3 separate regions of the Mus musculus genome follow, and regions 1 and 2 are each linked to region 3. The links are chromatin loops, found by intact Hi-C in ENCODE. Cell type or tissue: heart. All regions are shown on one strand.

Region 1 (2,500 bases), 160 kb before region 3:
CTCTCGCCAAAACTCCAACCCTCGCGAGATTCCCCCCGCCGCCTTTCCCTGCTCCTCTCCCCCGCCCCTTCCCTCGGCCTCGCCGATCGCTGCCACCCGGCCCCCGCGCCGTCTTTCCCCGCTTCGCCGCCGCCGCCGCCGGGAGCCAGCCGCCTCGCGCCGCCCGCGGACTAAGGGATCTGCTCACTGCCTTTCCCTAGAAACCTACCCCGCCGATGGAGCATGCGCAGGCCGCTCCTCCGCGGACAAGCCCTCCGAGTAGTCCATGGGGAGCGCTCCGGTTATCCGGGTTTTGGGACGCGCCCTCGGGGACGTACGTGGAGACTGAGGAAAACCGGAGGGCATTACTACGGGGACCGGGACTGGAGGGGTCAGGAGGCGGGGCCCCGGGGCCGGGAGGAGGGGTCCTGGGAAAATGCGAGCGTCTCACAGGCCTAGAGGAGACGCCTCCTCGAGTGGGTGTTTTCCAAGTGGCTTCCCGCTCGCCGCGGGTTCCCAGCCTTTTTCATTCATTCCGACGTTCACTGGACACCTCCCTTATGCTAATCTCAGTATCAGGTGCCGGAGCGGCGGAGATCGGGACAGAGCCCCGGTCCCCGGTGACCTGCCAGCGACTGTCTCCATTCATTTGCTCCCGCACGACCCGCACACGCGGCGAGACAGGCGTGATCGCCGCGTGAGCTGACCCTTCCCAAGAGCTCTGCAGGGGAAAAGCATTAGGGGATAAGCTCTGTGCCTTTCGCCGCTTCTCCCCGATGCGAGCTGGGGTCATCCCGAGGTCAGCCTCGCGCAAAGGTGTCCCCCCTAACCCCCCGATGTTCACTTTGCACCCACACGTCAGAGCCCCGAATGGTTGTCCCCAGAGCCACCACTACAAGCCCGGGCACTTGGGAGCGAGCTACCCGCCCAGCTCCGACTGCCTGGGGAACTCATGGCAGCAGCCAGCTTGCAGGATGTAGGTGTGGGTGCAGACGTGTAGGTAACTGCCTAGAAACAGCTCCTCCGGCGGTGGCCCGATGCTGTCGCCCGATGCTTGTCTTGCCTGGGACACCTCTCGGCAGGTGGTGGCCCGAGACCTGTCCCTCCGGTCCCCTACCTGCTGATCCTCCCTGCTCCCCCCCCCCCCCCTTCCCGGCCCTTTGCTTTCCAAGAGATTTCCCAGCTCCTGCATTGCCTGCCTCCCGCAGGGAGCCACAAAAAACCCGGAGAACTGGATCAGCCCGCCCGAGACCCGCTCCGGAGCGCCGCAGGATTGGCGCGGCGCGCTCGCGCCACTGCGCATGTGCGCAATGCGGGCAGCCGGAGTCTCACGCTACACCTCCTCCCGAGCGCCTTCCACCGCTCGGCTCAGACACAACACGGGCCGTGGGAAATTTCCTAAGCCTCGCGAGAACGCGCTCTCCTACCCACCCCGCGGGCGGCTGGGCGTGCGCCCTACATCGCGCAGAGCCGGGGCCCCGACAGGTGTTCGTCCCGTGCGGCTCCCGGGACGCGGAAGGCAGGGTCCGACAGGCGCCCGCGAGGCGGGGCGGGGCGGGGCGGTGGGCGCGTGGCGGGGAGCGGCGGGCTGAGGCCGCCCCGGCACACTCACGCACGCGCCGGGGAGGCTTCCTGTCGCCCTCCCGAGCCTGGTACTTTCCTGAAATGTGACAGACGTGGTGCCCCCCGCCTCCGGGAGCTGTCAGCCAGCCCCGTGTCGGCTTTGAGTCATGCATCTGAGTCACCTAGTCTGGCCTCCACTTCACTTGCTCTACAACAAGTTTGGATTCCCTTAACTATTCTAGCAATGGTTGGTTTGGGGTTTTTTTGTTTGTTTGTTTGTTTTGTTTTTGTTTTGTTTTTTGTTTTGTTTTGTTTTCCTTTATAGTGTCTTCGATGGCTTTGTGAGCCGGCAAGGCTCCGGGAAAGCTGAGCTTAGCGATCTCAAACGTTTGCATTGTGGTACGAGAACACGATTTAAATAGCTTCCCCTTAGTCTGTTCCTAGCCTTTAAAGGAATCCTACATACATACCAGTTTCTGTCTCCCCTCCCCCCCAGATGACTTAAAACGCCAGTTTTGTTTCCTTCCTCTTTCTATTCTTTTGTAGCAAGCATCCCGTTCTAGGTACTGTTTCATCAGATACGTTAGTGGCTGCTGTTCTCCACGCACCCTTTTTGAATTCATTTACTTGCCCAAGAGCTGTCAGAACCCTTCTTCACTCTGCCACTTTTCAGATTGGCGTGGTGCTGTGTAGGACTAGTGTCTTGCTAGCATCATGCACCCACAAATGAAGACTGGGTTTTGACATTTAAAGGACAGTGAACCCTCTAATAGCTAATGTCTCCTGGTTGAAATAAAGCTTTGCTTACTGAAGGTTTGTTAAGGGTATGCGATATGTGTTTGCCTATCGCTTTATTTATTTACTTCCCATTTTTAAAAGGACGTATGCCCATTTAATACGCTATGTCAAAACATGTCTCATCCAGAACAAGAGAGTGTTGCGGAGGTAAAATGCCTTT
Region 2 (2,500 bases), 52 kb after region 3:
TACAGAAGGTAGCACTTCAGTTAATAGCCCTGGTGCAATCATGCAGACTGGAACTTTCCAAGAAGAGGGGATCAGATGTGTTCAGTGAATGATTCCTTGAGCAAAATTACATCAGCAGAAGACCTTGAGAGGAGGTAGTGTCATCTCTCTCAGCATCAGTTTCTCCATTCGCAAACTGGACGGATGAGAGAGCTATTGAGAGAAGCTGTCTTCACTGAAGCTGTATACAGAGACTTCGCATGAAGCCAGTCAGTTCTGAGCTAGAGGAGACCCAGGGCCAACCCCTGATGACACCATTGCCCTCTGCCAAGGGAACAGGAAGGATGGGGGCATTGGGAGATCAGAGGCATGGAAAGAGGAAGAGAAAAAGAGATGGGGTGAGGAGAAGGCGGAACAGAGAGAAGAGGCTGGGCTAGCTAGGAGGGGAAGAGGAGGCAGCAGCCTGCAGAGCAGGGGGATCCTGGGCTTCATAAGCAAGAGGAAAGGGCGCTTTGGCGGCAGCCCAGTTTCTGATGGGGGAAAAGGAGACAGTTGGTTCTCCGATGGCTGGCAGATGCCCTGGGCTCCAGCAGATTAAAGGTCCTTGCTCTCCTGTCATACACATAGCCTTTGTTAGATTATTGAGCACCATGGGGGCATGGCTGGACCAAGATCTGATGGCTATCCTCCCTGAGTGCTATGTTGTATGAAGAAGGCACACAGGACTTCAGAGAATTCCCAGGGCTGGAGGAGACACTCTGTTGTCCCTTTCCTGATATCCCTGCCCCCCTCCCCCATCTTCAGTCTCCTGGCCCATTTCAGGTCTTTGTCCCAACAGCACAACCTGCCTTTTCTTAGTTCCTGTTCCTGTTCTTGATGTTGTTTTGACTGTGGGTTTCATGTAGTCCTGACTGACCTTGAACTTGCTACATAGAGGTTGGTTTTGAATTCCTGATCCCTCTAGCTCCACATCCCAAGTGCTGGGATTACTGGCATGCACAACCATGCCCAATTTCTTCTTGAGCATTTTTGTTTGTTTGTTTGTTTTTTTTTGTTTGTTTGTTTGGTATGGATGAGAAAGAAAATGCGTAGGACACTCAAAAAGAAGACAGAGAAATGGGAATTAGGTGGGTGGGGCCACTTTTCCTGCTATGTCAGTGGTGGACCAAGAGGACCAGTAACAGATGCACTGCAGAGGCAGCCTTTCATGGACTGGGACCAATTGGTCACAGTAACAGAGATTAGATCAGTAACTGACAGGAAGGCCTGTTACTAGAGCACTGCCCACAGAGCTCTTACAGCGCCTCCCCTGGTTTGCTCTGGAAGTGACCCCAATGGTCTCCACTGGCTACCAGGAGCCCCACCCTCTATCCTTGCCTGCCTACCTTTTAGAAAGCCACCTTGTCTGTCAACAGCCCAAGGAAGAATGAGTGTATCTCTGCAGGAGTGGAGCTCCTCACTCATCCTCTTTCAGAACTCTGCATTTCTCTGGCTAGAGGAATACAGATGGTGCAGAGAAAGCCAGAGGACTAAAAGCCGCCTCTGACTTTTAGGCAGAACCCTTTGTAGGCAATTCTGACATTCATTATTGTCCCAGTCTCCCATTTCCTCCCCTTGCATTGCAAGCTCCTATATGAAGAATGTCATACTCTTCCTGGACCTTATTAGTTAGCTTTCTGTCTTCCTTGCTATCCCAGCCATGTGGGGACTGAGGGATGGTGGCATGGGGCCCCTCCTGGGCTCCTCCAGCCTGCTGTCCTGACAGCTCTAAAGTGTGTTTATCCTTCTGAGGGATATACCACTACCCTCTGCTCTTTCTGCTTCCATTACCATCCCTTCAGGCCAGAGACCACCTTAGGAGAAAAAAGGAAAGTTCTCCAGGAGAGCAGAGAAACGCAGGGCCATTCAGAGCCTGTTTACGGAGGCTTTTCCTGAACTTTACAAACCCAGCACTAAACAAGTGTGAAAGGATTTTTCAAGGAAGAGACATGCTTTTGCAATTTGCTGGAAGTTTCCCCTCGTGTTCCAGAAAAGCAGCCCTCCCCATTACTCACTAGGGAGGCATGCAGGCCAGAGAGGAAGGCGAATTGAGGAATGAAAACAGGCCTTCCCCTTGCCCGTGTTAAACGGCACTTAATAATCAAATTGAAAAAACACACAAATGAACTGAAGACCGGTTTCCAAATGGGCTGCAGCCCTGAAGCCAGACTTCATGGGGCCATGGCGGGAAGAATTTGAGTCTTTGCCCTAATTGGGCTCCAGGCTAAGTGGCTGATGGGAGGGCCAGATACTGGTGTCAACAGGAGAGTAGAACGGAGAGGGCCCTTTGAGGTATTTCTATCCTTCCCCGAGGGCGTTATCTTCTCCTGAACTTCTCTTTTGCTATATAAACTTTCTCAGATCTCCCCCATGGAAAAGAGAGCCCCTACTTGACCCTGAACCTTTACTCATTAACTCACTCATTCGCTCATTCCTTCATCCCCCCATCAAGCCCATCTCCAGTTACACTGGCTGTCTTAGC
Region 3 (2,500 bases):
AAAGGACCTGGGTTTGATTCCCAGCAAGCACATGGTGGCTCACAACTATTTGTAGTTCTAGTCCCAGGGGACCCTTTTCTGGCTTCTAAAGGTAGCAGGAATCCACATGGTGCATAGACATACAAGTAGGTAAAGCAGTCACACACACACACACACAAATAAATGAACACAATTGAAGAGGAGGAGGAGAGGAGGAGAGAAATAGGACATAACAGACACTTATGGGGTCAAGAATGTGTCACGCTCAGGAAGCCCACCACTTACTTGCCAGCTCTTGTGCCACAACAACCCACACTTGTAAGATAGAAGGCTCGATTCCTGCCCTGTGCCTCCCAAAAAATCAAAGAATGAAATCTTTGAAATCTCGGCTCATGATAATTCCAGGACAGTCGGATTTGCTTCCAAAACTAGCAGAAAAGACAAGCAGCATTCATCCACCTAAAATCTTTCACCAGTGATCTACTGAGTAAAATCCAAATGATAGCCATGACTTTAGTTGCAAGGGAGCCTAGAAAATATTATTTCACTTTTTGACCTGTGCCACACAAGCACACACACAAGGAAGCTGGAAGAGATGGGTTTTGATCAATATGTTTACCACAGAGTTAGGTTAACGCTCTCTAGTGGCTCTTTTGACTCCTTTTCTCCCAGTAGATTTTTGTCCATTTCTTTGAAGTAACTGAGGATAGCCCTCGGTGGCTCAGGGGAAGATGACTCATAATCAGACTATTATTTATCAGAGGTTGCTTTGTGGTTTCCTCCCAGCTTGTTGACACACAGTCATTTAGCAATGGCTGAGATAGATACATAGCATGCCGTGGTCGTAAGCTATTGCATAGGTAACTTTGCAGACAACACTAGTAATAGCATGAGGGCATCCTTGCAGGTCACTTTTCCGGAGCACAACCGTAAGAAGGCAGGCTAAAGCTCTTTGGATTTGTAGAAAGAAGAACAAGTGTGCTTGGTTTTTAGCAGCCGAAATGATCATCTCTCTGCAGCTCCAAACAGCATACACTCTACCCTCTTGGTTGCTTGGTTTTCTCCTCTTCCAAGCGTTTTGTCAGTTAGATCCAGCTGGTCCCAGTCACCAGGACACTCTTCTCGAGATAGTCCAATCCTATGAAGACAGAAAATGTTGGCAGCCTCGCTAGAAGAGAGTCCATTTCTGGCCTGCTTTTGCCAGAGTTTTGATAAACATCCAAGCTTAGGATGTTATTCAGTTGTACTTCAGAGTCTCTGGAGATTTTCTCTTTGCAGTGAGTAAGCCAATAGCCTGCAGGGGGAAAAAAAATCACACATTTTCTGACCCATCCTTGGAAAAATGTGTGCCTCTTCTCTGCCAGGCTTACTGATTTGCTTGCACTCCAAAGACAAGGCCAACTGGTTCAAACTGGAAAGACTGAATAATCTAACAATAAAAATTAGTTCAATCACTCTGATATTGAATTAATTTAAGTGTCATTTATTATTATTTGTGTTTAAGGAGGGTATGTGGATTAAGCTTCAAAAATAAAAACATAAATTTGTCATGAAAGCGAAGGGATGGATTGTAGACACAGAGAATTTATATTTAGAAGGAAACTTCCTGGTACTAACATTCCTAATAGGTTATCTTTGGTTATCTTGGGTAAGTGGGTGTTACTGAAAATATGCCTTAATTTCTCATGCACTGCTAGAAAAATTCTTGGCAAAAAGCAAGGATGCATTTGTTTTGACGAAGGCAAGAACATTCATTAAGAAAACATCATGACATTGAAATATCCTTTTATCAGGATTTGGTGTTGATTCAAATTGTGGAATTTGTTCTGTGAGCTTGTGCCTGATGTGCAACCTTTTTGAGATGATTTCCTCACTGGTGTGGAATTCAGCTTTCATCTCACCAACTGCTTCTTGAAAACAATTGAATTTCATGGCGATGAAGCATATTCTGTTAATTCTTATCCCATCTTGTCAGTGGAATTGGATCCTTGAATATGTTAGGGAGCTTGAAGGTGCCTGCATTAACCCTCACACAATCGCCCTAGCTGCCAAACTAATTACTATATGGTTTGCACTTTGCTTTTTGGTTGGTTTGGCAGGTTCGGGTATTTGTTTTGGTTTGCTGTTATCATTTTTAGCTCTGGGGTCATACCTAGGGCCCTGTGCATGCTAGACAAGTGTTCTACTATTGAATTGTATCCCCAACCCTTCTGTTTTAGTTTTTGATCAACACATTTGCTAACTACCATTGAGGAATGGTGTCTTCTATTGGGCACCTTAGCTCATGTCATATCTAGTCCAGTGTGGTCACCACCTTTGATGTATCAAACTATTAGGTGGCTTTGAAACTTCAATGGAGGAGAGTCTGCTTTACTCTCTGCATTAGTTAGGATAATTTTGGGGTGCTAGTGAGTACCAAATATGGCTCAAAAGGATCACATTTATTACCTGGCAAATGAGAGAGAAGAAATAAGAAAACAGGATTGAACCAAGATGCAAGAAACATACTCAAACTAACAGT

Evidence for each region. Hi-C counts contacts between places; a loop is a spot of excess contacts. Peaks named below come from ENCODE experiments on the same cell type or tissue, not always from the same donor. Only the 100,000 strongest peaks of a DNase experiment are listed, where the experiment ranks them.
Region 1: a loop joins it to region 3, with 2.2 times the contacts of the local background. A loop is called at or near these places in 3 of 42 quality-filtered maps.
Region 2: a loop joins it to region 3, with 1.8 times the contacts of the local background. A loop is called at or near these places in 2 of 42 quality-filtered maps.

The regions. Positions count from the first base shown.
Region 1 is chr5:53,588,195-53,590,694 of GRCm38, reverse strand. It overlaps Rbpj (recombination signal binding protein for immunoglobulin kappa J region), which reads right to left and starts at 209. Exons shown (of 11, transcript NM_001080927.2): 1 at 1-209. In heart, a CTCF peak has its summit at 1,360; DNase peaks (open chromatin) are centred at 304 and 1,214; H3K4me3 peaks cover 2,386 bases; H3K27ac peaks cover 2,259 bases.
Region 2 is chr5:53,376,662-53,379,161 of GRCm38, reverse strand. No RefSeq gene overlaps it. Among named protein-coding and RNA genes, the nearest start is that of Gm40303, 110 kb to the right of the region's middle. In heart, a CTCF peak has its summit at 1,295; DNase peaks (open chromatin) are centred at 371 and 2,051; H3K27ac peaks cover 300 bases; H3K27me3 peaks cover 700 bases.
Region 3 is chr5:53,428,550-53,431,049 of GRCm38, reverse strand. No RefSeq gene overlaps it. Among named protein-coding and RNA genes, the nearest start is that of Gm40304, 120 kb to the left of the region's middle. In heart, a CTCF peak has its summit at 1,243 (motif pointing right); a DNase peak (open chromatin) is centred at 1,169.